Linked DNA regions of Homo sapiens: all the other regions are linked to region 1. A link is a contact called in ENCODE Hi-C or POLR2A ChIA-PET data. All regions are on one chromosome and are shown on one strand. The core of a region is the stretch at or near the end of the contact, and the rest is flanking DNA. Distances in the headings are between cores, read along the strand shown.

Region 1 (5,085 bases), core at 737-3,236:
AATAGTTCTATTAAACATCTGTTGAGGAAATGTATGTGTATGTGTTTTGTACAATATTTATACTTTTAGATTTGCCTATGTAAAAATGAAAACACTCGTGGGAACAGTAAATCTTAAGTAGTTAACATAACTTTATAGAATAATTTTTTTTTCTCTTCAGACGGAGTCTCACTCTGTTGCCCAAGGTGGGGTGCAATGGCACGATCTCGGCTCACTGCAACCTCTGCCTCACCGATTCAAGTGATTCTCCTGCCTCAGCCTCCCGAGTAGCTGAGGCTACAGGGGTGAGCCACCGCGCCCGGCCTAGAATAATTTTCGATTGCTGGTTGAGCAGAGCAAGGCCAATATGAGTTGAGGAAAGCAGAGATGGAAAGGCTCTTTATAGTTAATGATTTCTCATTTTTGCTTTGCTTCCTTTTGCCAAAGTCGGCTTGTCATCTGAGAGTGGAGAGGATTTGTTAGATCTTATGAAGCCAGAGCTCACTTCTGATGTGAACCAAGTATTAATAATTTTGGTGGTGGTTTTCTGTACTGCATCTGAGAGAGTAATCATTGTTCTTTGAAGATGCAATAATTCTACGCTACTACGGGACTTAGGGAAATAATTTTTGAGGATAGGAAGCACAGAATAATTAAGATGACAAGTCTTCCTGCCTCAAAATCATATCACTCTGATTCGAATAAAAAATACCAAGGTTTTTCCTTCTTGAGGTTTTATACTCATGGAAGTTCTTCAACCTGAGGTCTGAAAAATAAGGCAACCCCATCCTCTCCTTAAACAGGTTAGAGCCAGTACCTTTTTATTTCTCTATGCACGGACAAAATAATTATGCAAAAAAAAAAAAGAGGCAGGTTTTGTTTTTTTTTTTGCACTACTGAAATTCACACTTAACATATAAACAATCTGCTATATGCAGACAGCACTGGTGTTTAGAGTTCAATGATCTGGATTCAAGCCTATTTAAAACCAGATAAGAGAAAGTTCCCAAACATCTATGTGTCTTGGATTCTTCATCTGTAAAATTGCGTTGTTGAGAAGATAATATGAGACTAGGCGCGCAAAACAATTTGTTAGAGCTATTATTTCTAACCCGGAATGTGTTCGCTGGCAGTAACAGTGCATTAGTTACGATTCATCGAGGGCAGCTTCTGGACTTTCTGTTTGGAAGCCCAGCTGAGGCAAAAGCAGCAGTGCGTTTAAAAATTGGAGCTCGCCACATTCTGAAATTCTTTCGGTTCGTGAAAGCAGTAACCTAGGAAACGAGACTGGCACCACCCCTTTCAGTCCTAAAGCTTGGTTTCTCCCGCTTTTCTCCATTATGTTTAGGGCATCGCTATTTTACAGTCTTTTTGTTTTTTCTTTCCACATCATTAGCACAAAAGAGAAATTCCCCTTCTACAGAAGCAAGTACAAAACCTTTCTAGTCGCTCCTTTTTGGCAGCAGCTCACCTACTATTTTTTTCTATTCCGCGGTCGCAGCCCCAGACGTCCTCAAAGACAAATATTTTCGCGAGGGCCAGTGTAGGGCAGGAACTCCCTAGGCCTTGAATCAAGGGAATCCAGTAGATAACAACAGAAAGGACTCCGACCCAGGTACCTGAGACATCTGAGACCGCCAAAATTAACACAACACCCTACGCGACAGAGAAAACTCTGGGCGGGGAGAGAGAAAGAGAGCGAGCGAGCGAGAGAGAGAGAGAGCGAGAGAGAGAGAGAGAGAGAGAGAGAGAGAGAGAGAGAGAGAGAGAAAGAGAGCGAGCGAGAGAGAGCGAGAGAGCGAGAGAGCGAGAGAGCGAGAGAGCGAGAGAGAGAGAGAGAGAGAGAGAGAGAGAGAGAGAGAGAGAGAGAGAGAGAGAGAGACGAGAGGAAGCAACGTTCTCGCGACAAGAGGGGTGTCGACGGAAACTCGGAAATGGTCCCCTAGACGACCCGGCCCCAGCTAGTGGGTGGGGCCAGGGTACATCCGCCCCTTTCCGGTTTTTTTCCCCGCCTCCCAACCGTGAGGTGTTGGGTTTGGGGGACGCTGGCAGCTGGGTTCTCCCGGTTCCCTTGGGCAGGTGCAGGGTCGGGTTCAAAGCCTCCGGAACGCGTTTTGGCCTGATTTGAGGAGGGGGGCGGGGAGGGACCTGCGGCTTGCGGCCCCGCCCCCTTCTCCGGCTCGCAGCCGACCGGTAAGCCCGCCTCCTCCCTCGGCCGGCCCTGGGGCCGTGTCCGCCGGGCAACTCCAGCCGAGGCCTGGGCTTCTGCCTGCAGGTGTCTGCGGCGAGGCCCCTAGGGTACAGCCCGATTTGGCCCCATGGTGGGTTTCGGGGCCAACCGGCGGGCTGGCCGCCTGCCCTCTCTCGTGCTGGTGGTGCTGCTGGTGGTGATCGTCGTCCTCGCCTTCAACTACTGGAGCATCTCCTCCCGCCACGTCCTGCTTCAGGAGGAGGTGGCCGAGCTGCAGGGCCAGGTCCAGCGCACCGAAGTGGCCCGCGGGCGGCTGGAAAAGCGCAATTCGGACCTCTTGCTGTTGGTGGACACGCACAAGAAACAGATCGACCAGAAGGAGGCCGACTACGGCCGCCTCAGCAGCCGGCTGCAGGCCAGAGAGGGCCTCGGGAAGAGATGCGAGGATGACAAGGTAAGGACGACCCTTTTCTCTTCAAACCCCATGGTTTCTTTTCTCCCCGGGGTCTGGGGCGGGATGTTAATCCGCTAGCTGTTGTCTTATGCCTTCCAGTATTTCAGTCCTGAAGGCTCCTTTCACCCCCAACAACCCTGTTTCTGTCAGACTTTTCCCAGTTTATCAGTGCCACGTTCTCTGGTCCCTGCCAGAAAAAAATGACTGTAAATTCTGGTTCTCAAGAGTGGACTGTGTGCAGATGCTGCCTATTCTCTAAGCTCAGCTGGTGAGTTGGCAGTAGTAATCATCTGGCCTGTGTGGCCCCCTTACCTTCAAAGACACACAAATCTGGCGACTGCCAGGTTTGGTGTGGTTATTGTCTCATTTTTATTCCGTGCACACTGATCAATATTAATTTCGTTATTTAAAGAACGAAGCCGCCTCTGACTCCTCTACTTATGGTAGTCATCATATATTTTTTAAGCTGTGTGACTTTTAAAATCTCTATAGGGTGATGTATTGAATAACTAAATAATCAGCTATGACTGCCTTTTTGTGATCAAAATGTTATGATAGATGGGCCCTCGAGCTATATGTGAGACACACTTGTGTCTTGGACATAGTTGATCCATCATTATCTACTCAATTTGAATTGTTAATGAAATCAGCCAAAAGATTAGAATCTGAAAATAAATTTTAAGCAGTGGAATGTCATGTCAGTGTCTTCATTGAAAGAAAATAGAATGAAATTTTGTATAGCTAAGTTGCTATTAGGGTTGGTGTTTTATGCAGATGGAAAACTATACAAAGTTTTAAATATAAAAAGTTTAAAATTGAACTGTAATCATACTTGCTACTAAATAATCCTTGTTTTCATTAGCTCATTGGTAACTATATTAATAGTTTATGACTTAGCAACTTCTGTAGGTATAGTAGAGTTATGAAAATTTCTGGGCAGGATAGTAGATGCCTTTCTATACACTTCTTTGGTAATCTTCACATTTTTGTGTGTAAATGCCCATTATAATTACAAGTTTTACTTTGCATATCAAAATCACTTAAGGGTAAGTCATTATGAATTAAACTGTCTGTGAGCTTCTAACTTTCCTGTTGACAGCCTCTACCTGGCTTTCTTATTTCATGAAGATTAAGGCCCTCAGCTAAGTGCTTCCCTATAACCCCCTCCTCTTCACCATAACATAGACATGCTATGATAGGGTCAAGGAATCAGTACATTTATATGTGCGCTGCATGCTTAACTCTAAAGACTGAAAAACTCTCGGGCAGAGTAGGTAGAAATCCATGAAAGTTTGGAGTATTAAAGTAAGGTCTTCCTACTTGGCATGGTTGAGCATTACAATTCACATTCTTCTCTCTGGTCTCAAAGGAAAGTCTCTTGTTGTAATTAATACTCTTGATTCCATTCTTTCATCCATTGGACTTTTTGTTGTTGTCGTTGTTGTTGTTGTTGTTGTTTTTTGAGACGGAGTTTTGTTTTTGTTGCCCAGGCAGGAGTGCAATGGCGTGATCTCAGCTCACTGCAACCTCCGCCCCCCCGGGGTTCAAGCAATTCTCCTGCTTCAGCCTCCTGAGTAGCTGGGATTACAGGCATGCACCACCACGCCTGGCTAATTTTGTATTTTTAGTAGAGAAGGGGTTTCTCAATGTTGGTCAGGCTGGTCTTGAACTACCAACCTCAGGTGATCCGCCCGCCTCAGCCTCCCAAAGTGCTGGGATTACAGGTGTGAGCCACCATGCCCAGCCTCTTTTTTTTTTTTTTTTTTTAAAGAGACAGGGTCTCATTGTGTTGCCCAGGCTGGAGTGCAGTAGCTGTTACACAGGCATGATGCACTATAGCATTGAAATCCTGAGCTCAAGTGATCCTCCTGCTTCAGCCTCTGAGTAGCTGGGACTGCAGGTGTGCACCACCTTGCCCAGCTCTACTGAACTGTCTCTTTCAGTTTGTTTCACTTTTTACCTTCAACAGTATGTGGGTGTCCCCTGTTCTCAGTAAAGGAAAAAAAATCTGTATATTCCTTTCTCCCAACCAACCCATTTGTTTTTTCACTTTCATTGCTAAAGTCAAATTATTGATGGTCTACAAATGTTCCATCTACCTATTTTTTCATAACCATCCTAATCTTAAAATGTCTGCCATCTTTCTTTCCTCCCCTTTTTTGAAACTATTCTCTTGAAGGTCACAAATGGCAGTCTTCCTAGTCAAAACCAAAGAATATTTTTATTCTTACTGTATTTGACCTCCCAGTAGTTTGATCCTGTTGATTGTCTCTAGCTATTTGGAAACTATTTTCTTTCTTGCTTCTGTTATACTGGACTCTCCAGTCTTATCTTCTTCACTATATTCTTTGCTGGATTTATTTTTTCTTTCCAGTCACCTAGTAAGGGACTCTGTTATTGAGCCTTTGCTCTCCCATAAGAGCAGTATTCCCCAAAGTAGTGTTAAACAGAATACCCTTCT
Region 2 (5,085 bases), core at 1,674-4,173, 2.3 Mb before region 1:
AGGGATTTTCTGGAGGAATCTTTGAAATCTGTTTTCCTCAAGTTTTGGACACAAGCCTGGGTGAGCTCCATATCCATCCTTCCTCGGCTAGTACAGAGTCTAAGATGACATGGTCACTTTCCCCCATGCCCATCTCCCCTCCTTCTCTGGCCAATTCTTTATTGCCAGTCAAAGGCAGAAGAGCCAACAGCAATAAGAGAAGATTCCCACCATGTCAGCACAGGTTCTGTGTCATCAGTGACCTCTTGGAATGTGCAGGAAGCCAGGGAGATAAGAATCTATGGCTATGTAGATTAGGTACACCCCACAGCCAAGTATGAGCTTCTAGGGCCCAATCGCTAGAAGCAAACAACCCAGACCACTAACCAGGCTCTAACTAAGGCAGGATCCAGGATGCTCAGCACCCTGGGCCAACCCTTCCGCTCAAGATGAATCCATGGTTCATTTACAGTGTCTGGGGTGATATTTAATTCCAAGTTCACAAGTCTCCAGGGTAGCTGCCCTTTTGTTTGGGGATTTCCTCCCGGGTGCTAAATCACTTCCTCCTAGCTCCAATCTGAAAAGCAATTCAGGTCTCCTGTGGCCTCACCAAGCTTCCTGCCCACACTGATTTTCTTCTAACCTCACTGGTCTACCTTGTGTACATCACCTAACAACAAAGCCACTTAGCTCAAGGAAAGCCTCAAGAACAAATGGCTTCCTAATAAGGTGATTCCTCCCTCACCCTAGGGTGGCCCACAGCTCCAGCACCTGCTGAGAGGTGGCCAATTTGGATGAGGTAGCTGCCAGGAATCAAATCTCAGAACCCTTCATAAAACTGCGCTTAGCTATTCCACAAATTTCTCCAAATAATGAAACAGAGAGAAGAGTGAGAATATAATGAGAGAGAAATCTGGAAAAATACAAAAGATAAATTCATGTTCCTGTGAGTTGTATTCATCTTCCTGGGAGTTGATAATCAGGCTGGCTAGCTATCCAGTCTATGGGAGCAGAGAGAGGGCTGCATTATCTCCAGGTTGGCACAGCATCTAGCAGGGGCTCCCTGATGACACCTGGGCACAACAAGGACCTCACAGCAAAGACAAACAGGAGGAAATGCCTAGGGTGTGGGGACATGCCACCACTAAATTACAAAAATATATGCCTTTCTTCTTTGTATGTTTCAACAGTACCGCTTCCCACTCTTGTACCACTTGGCCATAACACTTTATTATCCCTAGTACCTAAAAACTAGACAGTATTACTGAGACCTTAAATGTGACATTTGTCATCTTTCAAGGTGCCAGTTACTGTAATACAGCTATGGTTCATTTTGAGTGTCTGGGTGACGGTGACATATTTAATTCTATTTTTGTCTTGTCCATAAGCACCAAATAAAGCAATTTTGAAATTACTTTCTTCACACTCAATTTATTATCTAGAACGACATTTCAATACACAGTATATTTGTTTTGTGGAATTCATTCGCAGTGTATCTGGAGGCCTGGATTTAACATATTTCCTGTAGTGATAGCTACTCTATTTGTAGGAACTATTTAGGTCACTGGAGTGGAGAAAAAGAGGTCGCTACTTAACAGAAATGGCATGTATCCAAATATAGATGCAGTTTTCTCAACACCTGTTGCACATCAAATGATGAAGAGATTGTTACAATTTCCAAAACCCTGGACCAAAACCTTAAATGATCAGCACTTTGTTTCAACTGATACACGGCTTAAGTCAGAAAAATAAGTTCTTCTTACCAAAAACAGTGAGCCTAAATATGCTGGCTGCTTTAGAAATAAAACAGGTGATCAACAAAGCAATCTGTTTCTGTCTAAATAATTTCCCAGCAAAAGTCACTTCTTTTGAAACTATATGATTTGAACCACAGGGTATGCACAGTGATTGTGTGCTTTCAGAAACACGGTAAGCATGACAAATATTTTCAGTTGTCAAGGGTAAGCGAGGAGGGAATGACCCACCTAAGAAATGGAAACTAACAAATAGTAATATGACACTCCCCCTTAGTTCCACAGGCTGGTGCGGCTGCTACACGCAGCTCACTTCCTACGGGCGGCTAAAGGCGGTGCATGAACTGAACGTAGGCGGCCTCTTTATCCCCTCCCCACAACACTGTGGGGTGGCACGTAAAGACCTCAAGGGAAGGGGGCCTGGGCGATACGCTCTCCTGCTGCCATTCATTTGTTCAAGAAATAGTTGAACAAATGAATAGTTAAACAAACTCTCCAACTAGGACTCTGTCCCATTCGGATACCCTACGCCTCTCCCCCCATTTCCATCCCTAGGCATCACTCCCTCGTCAAGAATATGCTGATTATGGCTCGCGCCCCCTCTCTCCCTTGGACCCTCCCGCCAGGGCGACCGGACGAGGCCAGCGGGAGCAACGCCTTCCGAACCGCAAGGAAGGAGGGCTCGGAGTGCGCAGGGCGCGGGTTCGCGGGACCCTCCAGCGCGCGGGGCTGGCCAGCCGGGGCGGGGCCGAGGGCACCGGGCGCCGAGCTCCGGGAGGGGTCCCCGAGGTCGCGCCGGCCGGGAGGGGCAGCGGCGGGAGGCGGCCGACTGCGGCGCACACGTGGGGAGGGCGGAGCGGGGCGGGAGCCGGGCGAGGGGCGGTGACGGTACCTGATGAAGGTGGTCTTGCCGGTGCTGTACTGGCCCACCAGCAGGATCATGGGCTTGTTCTCGAAGTCGGCGTCCTCCAGCGCAGGCGAGTGGAACTCGTGGAAGCGGTACGCCTCCTCCAGCGGCAGCACCTTGCGCAGGTAGAGCGAGCGCAGCCCGCCCGTCACCGTCTGCACCGCGTCCGCGCCGCCAGCGCGTTCGCGCCCGCCCGCCTGCCGCCCCATCCAGCTGAACATCCTGCCGCCAGTCCACGCTCGGATGGGACCCTGCTCCGGGTTCGACTCTCCCCGGCTCGCACTGAGCCGCCCCGGCCGCGCTGGCCGCCGCCCGAGGAGGGCCCCGCCTTGTGCTGCCACAGCCAGTCTTCGGCCGCTACGTCACGCGCGCTCGCCCACTATTCAGACGAGCTCTCTCAGGTCCTTCCTGATTGGATCTCTGCCAGAGAGGGCTGAAGGCGTCAGCCAATTGAGAGGAGGTTCTTAATGAATTATTGATGACGGAGTCATTCTAGAGGACTGGGCGGGGAGATGGTGTCTTCCCGGCCGGGTGGCACTGACCGGTCATGCTCAGGGCCCCCTTCTGGTTGCCGGTGCCTCACCTCTGGCCAGGTGGCATCGGCTTCCGGGTAAATCTGAGCTGCCCAAAGCGAGCCTCCGGAGGCTGCTCCATCTCCTGGAACGTTTACTCATTCAGGCCTCTGGACGTCGATACTGGGGATGAAAAGTTCAGAAAGTGGACAGGCAGGTTCTGTCTTCCCGGGGGCGGGTGGTTATGACTCCGTTTTACAGGCCAAGAGACCCAGGCTCACGGGCATAATTGACACAATCTTGAGGGGAAGTGGACTGGAATCTATTTGAGTAGCCGTTTCTCCTACTTCTCCACATTGCCCTCACTAAATTCTGGATCAGCTAAAGGCTTTTTCCCCTTAGTTTTCTTTATGTGTTTTTCTGTAAAGCCGAAAATTTAGTCATTACTCTCATTATTACATTATCCTCATTATTACAACTTTATTTCCACATATTGACATGTGAGTCATTGTCACCTCCTAGCTGTTTTTTGTTGTTGTTGTTGTTTTCTGAGACGGAGTCTCGCTCTGTCGCCCAGGCTGGAGTGCAGTGGCACGATCTCGGCTCACTGCAACCTCCGCTTCCCGGGTTCAAGCAATTTTCCTGTCTCAGCCTCCTGAGTAGCTGGGACTACAGGCGCTCACCACCATGCCCAGCTAATTTTTGTATTTTTAGTAGAGATGGGGTTTCACCATATTGGTAAGGCTGGTCTTGAACTCCTGACCTCAGATGATCCGCCTGCCTTGGCCTCCCAAAGTATTGGGATTATAGGCGTGAGCCACCGCCCCTGGCCTGTTTCTTTTCTAGGTTAAAAGGATACTCACTTATCTAAGTTGAGATTGGGGGAAATAATCACCTTTTGTGTCCTTGATTGTAGCTTAGGAATATTTCTTAGTTGTTTTAGAGCATTTCTCAAGTGTGATCCATGGGGCCACCTGCATATATGCATTTATGAGCTGGGATGCTTGTTAAAATGCAGATTCCTGGTCTTCAGTCCAGACCTACTGAGTTAAAATATTGAGGAGAGATGGAGCTCAACAGATGCCCTAGGTGACTCTGATGTGGCCTAAGTCTGGGGAAACAGTACACCCTGCAGTACTTCTCCAACCTAACAGAAATGCGGATTCTGATTCGGTAGGTATGGGATGGGGCCCATGACTCTACATTTCTAACAGGCTCTCGGGTATTGCCAATGCTACCCATCCCTGGACCATACTTGGAGTATGAGAGAACAGGACTTTGCATCAAAAGATCTGGGTTTGAACCTTGACTATGTAAATTAATGGCTGTGTGATTTTAAATGTGATGAGTTACCTCTCTGCCCTAGTTTCCTTAAGAGCAAAATGGAAACTCCTTTGGAGTTGTTGTGTGGGTCACATAGTTGGAGGGAATTGTATGTAACTAGGGAAGTGAAAAGAAAGCCAAGGGAAAATAAAGTTAGACATCTGCCTTGTGTCAAAATAAAACAAAGATTGAAATGTAAAAAGAAAATGAAACCACTGCACTACTAGAAGAAGGTACAAGAGATTTATACAATTTGGCGGTGGAAAAGCCTTTCTAACCAACATTAAGGACAGAAATTATGAAAGCAAAGGCTGACATATTTGACAACAAAAGTAAAAGCTTCGATGTATTTTTTTAGAATACATAAAAACAAACGGATATAAATACAATCTTACCATATGATGCAGAAATCAGCTCCTTAGTATTTACCCAAATGAATTGAAAACTTATATCCACAGAAAAGCCTGTACATGGATGTTCATAGTGGCTTTATTCATAAGTGCCAAAAATTGGAAGCAACTAACATGTCCTTCAGTAAGTGAAAGGATAATCTGTGGTACATCCAGACAATGGAATCTTATTCAGCACTAAAAAGAAATGAGCTATCAAG
Region 3 (5,085 bases), core at 1,212-3,711, 2.0 Mb before region 1:
TAAAATTATCCAACTATGACTTAAAATTTTGCACTTCCGTGAAGACAGTATGCATAGAATCACACATCTATCATCAGGATTTTTATCCCTCATCTAGAAATAAAGCTGCCCACGATCAATCGTTCTCTAAATTAAAGCCGGTTTCAGAACTAAAAGGAAGCTTTTACTGAACACACAATGGGATACTTTAGATTCAGATACAGTCATTTTTCCACTAGACAAACTAGTTTTGTTCTACATAATCCCTATTTCTTGATAATATCTGAGCTTCCTCTTCCAAAGCAGTAAAATACTCCTTTTGTAAATAAAGGATCTACTAAATATATTCCTTCACAGCCAACGGCCTGACAAACCTAGGTCATGTTTGCAGTAAACATTTAACAAGCACACAAGAGTAAAACCTCTTTAATCTACACAGAACAGATTAAAACCACCATGCAGGGAATCAACCCCAACATAATCACAGTCATTCACTACATAACATTTCAGTAAATGAAAGACTACATATACAACGGGGGTCCCATAAAATTGTAATATCGTATTTGTACTCTACTTTCCTATGTTTAGATATACAAAAACTTACCATTGTGTTACAACCACCTATAGCATTCAGTACAGTAACATGTTATACAGGTTTATAGCCTAGGAGCAATAGGCTGTACCATACAAACTAGGCGTGTAGTGCCATCCAGTTTTAAGTATACTCTATGATGTTTGCATAATGACAAAATCACCTAAGGATGCTTTTCTCAGAAAGTATCAACTGTAAATGTAATTCGACTGAGATGTGACTGAATATTCAATGTAGTATATACAGCATATATATTAATATATACATTATATATACTAATATATAATGTCTACATAGTGTATATATGCAATGTAAACACCAGAAAAACAAGAGAAGAAAATAAAGTTCACACGAGTACTTTGAAGATGATTCAGTAAAAGGACCTTAGTAATACTAAAAATATTTATACCTAGATAATGCCAGACTATTAGATTTCAGAACTTATAAAATAGGTAATTTAAAACATTACCTATAAATTTTTAAAATTCAAATTAAAACTTCATGAAATTCAAAAACTCACACTTCAGGAAGATAGTGGTATTTCTGAAGAGGATCTTTCCAAAACTAAAATAATTTTTCCCCTGCAAACATAAAGGAAAGATAATTAGCCTCAGATGGCTTCAATTACCAAAGCATCATATAACTATCTAAGACTGCTAGAAATTCCAACTTAACTTAAATCTTTATGGGACGTACCCCTTAATCAGTTCATTCCCTTTACTCACCAATCACTGCTCAGAATAACCAATCATTTTTTCTAATGAACTATTCTGTGTGCAAATAACCAGAGTTTTATTTTCAAATCTAAAAAGACTTAACTATTAACCATTTTAGTAACAAGTAAAAACCTAACTGAACACCTGAAAATCTTCACCACTGAACAAAAGGTATAACGTTTACCATAATAAAAGCCCAAATAAGATTTGGACATTACAGTCAGTGAGCAGAGCAGAATGAAACAAAAAGGCCAACGTAGGTTTAATGGGGCTAATGCTTTTCAGCATTTCCTCCCTGCATCTGGTTTTTGTCTGCTCACAGGACTATACCTGTTACTGAAATAAGGTTTAAAATGGGTAAGGGGCAGAAAGGGTCAACCCATGTAGTTAATTATCCAAATGAAAGACTAGCCTTACCACATTAAATTTTAAGTACTATTTCTTCAATTTTAACCATTCCCATGTTAAAACACATTTCTTAAATCTCTATGCTTTCTAGTCACACAGTAAAGCTTAGAATAGCCATTCCAAAGTTGAAGCGAAGTCGAACCATCTCGTAAGCAGAATTACCCAGGGACCAAGAAGTGCAGAGGAAGAAAAAGAAAGAAAGAAATGAAGACTCCTATTTACATATCTTTCTTATCCAACCCGGGGACACTGGATTCTGTGAAACATCTGAAAGATAAACAACTCTCCGTTTGTACATCAAGTTTACATCTCAAGTCAGGCACTGAAAGTTCTGTTTTTCTGATGAGAAGCCGCTCCACCACTCCTTTCTGTTGCTGAAGTGGCCCTTACATTCCCGCTAGCCTAATCACAGAAGTGCGCGGCTTTCCACTCCAGGGAGGTGGGTCCCAGTTGGCTAGCCACACAGACCATCCCAGCAACCCCACCCCTTTTGAAGAGACTTTTGCGGAACCTTCATGGACCCCTTGGGCCGCCGTAGCCCCACCCCTTGCTCCTCTAGGTTCAGACGTTAGTGAAGTGAATACTCACCGACGGTATCGGAATGTGCCATTTGGACCGGTCGGCAGCAGCTACGGTTGCCGGTCCCGCACTGAAAAACGACAGTGGTGACGGGTGAGCTCCCAGAAGCAGAAGAATGACAGGCAACACCTGAAGCCACGCAGCCGCCGCCATCTTCACAGCCGTGGAGTGCCTACCGAAAGCATTTCACCCTCTTCCGGTTCGTCCCGCCTTCTTCCGGCTCTGCTCTAAGGGCGGGATTATCCGGGTCCTGGAAACGTCGCGGAGCTTGTTTGCTGTGCGGCGTAGCGGCCCCTCTCTCAGACAGTCGTCTGTGCGCCGTGAGACTTTGGACCTACTGCGCAGGCGTCATCCTGTTGGAACCTGGTCAGCTGGGTTAGAGAGATCGCTACATGCCAGCCTGGCCTGAGTCTTTTCTGTCTCCCAGCCGTTAAAGGTTTTAGGACCAGGCAGGCACCCCGTGCAGGATTTGGCTCTCTACTTCCGCTCGCCCCAGCCCTTCATCCCTTCTAAGTCAATGTCAGACTTTGGGGCCAGAAAGTCTGGAAAAGCCCTAAGCCTGGCTGCCCAAGTGGCGTCTAGTAGTGAGTTCTCCGGTTTGGGTGGTATTTAAGCAAAGGCTGGAATTCGGCGGTGGTGGAGTACACGCGATTCCTAGACTGGGTAGTGTAACAACCTTCAAAGGCCCCTTCTAGCCCTGAAGAGTACGATGCTGCAGTACAATCTGGCTGGAGACCTAGCCTCCAGCAAAGACCCGGCCGGCACTTCCCACCCTTAACCGAAAACGGAGACAGAGAGGGTCAGTTTTCAAAATCTGTGGCGTGACCCCGCCACTGAGATAGATCTGCAGATGCTTCGTCCCAGTCAGGGAGGCCGTCTCGGCATTTCCAGGTTCTTAACGCTCTTGATTTTTACCCTCTAGGACTCATTGCGTACACGCCCTCACCGCCGCCCAGTTTCGGTTCCTAACAAAAGCACGTTCCTCATCAGCCACCCATAATCAAGACAAATTTGCCAAATAAATCATTGTAGAAACGCTAGTTTGGGCCTGAAAAATTCCAGGAGCAAGAGTCAAGATTTGTCACTCCATGAGAATCTGGAGGGGACTCCCTTCCCAGAAACTTGACGATGAAGTACTGGTTGTAATTTTAGAAAGACACCCAATCGGCTTTTTTAAAAGATCGCCCAGGGCCCTTGTCCTGAGAGCTGGGAGCTGGTCGGAGTGACAGAGAAGCCATGGAAGCAGCAGTGAAAGAGGAAATAAGGTAAAGGCCAAGTGCTTCTGTAGCGAGTGACCCCAGGGTCCCTAGAAACAGGGAATAGTGTTTTAATTGCATTTCTTATTTGCGTATTTGGTATTTGCTGACCTTTATCTTTTCTCTCAATTCGCGGGAAGTTAGTTGATATTAATAGCCTCTCATAAAATACTTTCAGGATGGTTAAATAGGCCGGGTGCAGTGGCTCACGCAGGTAATCCCACAGCACTTTGGGAGGCTAAGGTGGGAGGATCGCTTGAGTTCAGGAGTTCGAGACCCCCTCCCCGCCCCCTCGGAGTCCCAGCTACTTGGGAGACCACTGGGAGGATGGATTTGGAGGCTGCAGTGGAGCTGTGATCTTGCCACTGCTTGGGCAACAAAGTGAGACCCTGTCTCCAAAAAAAAAGGATGGTTAAATAACATTAACAGTGGAAAAGTTGCAATCAGAACTCTTAACACGTGAATTTCAGGCATGTTGCTTTCCAAATTCATCTATAATCACCCCTTCCTATATCATCCCAGAGTTAATTCTTCGAAGCTGTAAAGAGGAAACAAAAGATTCTCCAATCTTTGTACACTTGATTAAAATAAACTGGGCCGGTTCGCTCATGCCTGTAATCCCAGCACTTTGGGAGGCCTATAGGTGGGCAGATTGCTTGAACCCAGGAGTTCAGACCAGCCTGGGCAACATGCTGAATCCCTGTCTCTACAAAAATTTTAAAGTTAGCCAGACGTGGTGATGTGGGCCTGTAGTCCCAGCTACTCAGGAGGCTGAGGCAGGAAGATAGCCTGAGCCCAGGAGGCGGCAGTTGCAGCAAGCCAAGATCGTGCCACTTCACTCCAACGTAGGAGGCAGAGCGAGATCCTGTCTCAAAAAAAATTTTTTTAATAAATTAAAATAAACGGACAAAGACTGAGTTCAGTGAAGGACAAACAGTTTTTTAGTATGGCCAAGTATATCTGCCTGGGCTTGTTTTCATAATATTTCGACGTTTGTGTTCAGTCATAGCTTTCTACATAATCATGGACATGCTGACTACAGATGCATTCGGCCACACTAGTGCATGAAAGCCGGTGTAATTTTTTTTTCTCCTTATAATCTGTAGTTGTTTTAATCAGATGGAGGCTAGTTTAAATACATATACTCAAACTTCAATATACATATATCTCATTCATGTTTTATCCCAGAAACAGCTCTTCTGGAAACTTGGTTTTAAAAAACATGGCCCCTAGTTTGTCACCTCATCTTAAAAAGCAAGAAATTCCCCTTCTACGTCTGTTCTGTTCTTATTCTAGCACCTTGCACCTCTATTAAAGCATTTGTCAGCTTGTATTGTGATTGCTGGTAAAACCCTAACTGATAGCTTGAACACAGTTCATATCTTCCTCAGAGCCCAGCTCTCAGGAAGAATATTCTGAAAATATTTTCTTGAATAAATCGGTGGGTGGGTTATGGTTCTTAGTTTGTCTGGTTGGTTGGTTTTGGTTTGTTCGTTTTGGGATGCTGTTTTGGTTTTCCTCCTTCAGATTTTACTTTTGTGGTCATAGCCTTCAG

What was found. Hi-C counts contacts between places; a loop is a spot of excess contacts on that map. ChIA-PET counts read pairs that join two places held with the same protein, here RNA polymerase II (POLR2A). Pooled maps may share reads with other maps.
Region 2: a loop to region 1 is called in a map of CD4-positive, alpha-beta T cell, with 25 times the contacts of the local background. The contact joins the promoter of EHD4 here to the promoter of GOLM2 in region 1. A Hi-C loop is called at or near these places in 1 of 168 maps with a recorded cell type or tissue (CD4-positive, alpha-beta T cell) and 5 of 50 pooled maps. POLR2A ChIA-PET finds 5 or more read pairs at or near these places in 1 of 52 experiments (WTC11).
Region 3: a map of CD8-positive, alpha-beta T cell shows a loop between it and region 1 (18-fold over the local background). The contact joins the promoter of TMEM87A here to the promoter of GOLM2 in region 1. A Hi-C loop is called at or near these places in 2 of 168 maps with a recorded cell type or tissue (CD8-positive, alpha-beta T cell and naive thymus-derived CD4-positive, alpha-beta T cell) and 8 of 50 pooled maps.

Annotation. Positions count from the first base shown.
Region 1 is chr15:44,286,733-44,291,817 of GRCh38, forward strand. It overlaps GOLM2 (golgi membrane protein 2), which reads left to right and starts at 1,987. Exons shown (of 10, transcript NM_138423.4): 1 at 1,987-2,624. The coding sequence starts at 2,298. RefSeq lists enhancers at 1,046-1,952, 1,334-1,403, 1,799-2,093 and a silencer at 1,904-2,263.
Region 2 is chr15:41,969,634-41,974,718 of GRCh38, forward strand. EHD4 (EH domain containing 4) reads right to left here and starts at 2,924. Exons shown (of 6, transcript NM_139265.4): 1 at 2,626-2,924. The coding sequence starts at 2,861. It overlaps PLA2G4E-AS1 (PLA2G4E antisense RNA 1), which reads left to right and starts at 3,130. Exons shown (of 4, transcript NR_120334.1): 1 at 3,130-3,365; 2 at 4,171-4,325. RefSeq lists an enhancer at 384-603 and silencers at 2,366-2,635, 2,736-2,805, 2,846-2,975.
Region 3 is chr15:42,270,972-42,276,056 of GRCh38, forward strand. TMEM87A (transmembrane protein 87A) reads right to left here and starts at 2,462. Exons shown (of 20, transcript NM_015497.5): 1 at 2,284-2,462; 2 at 1,092-1,152. The coding sequence starts at 2,427. It overlaps GANC (glucosidase alpha, neutral C), which reads left to right and starts at 2,230. Exons shown (of 24, transcript NM_198141.3): 1 at 2,230-3,539. The coding sequence starts at 3,511. RefSeq lists enhancers at 1,812-2,061, 2,222-2,451, 2,424-3,623.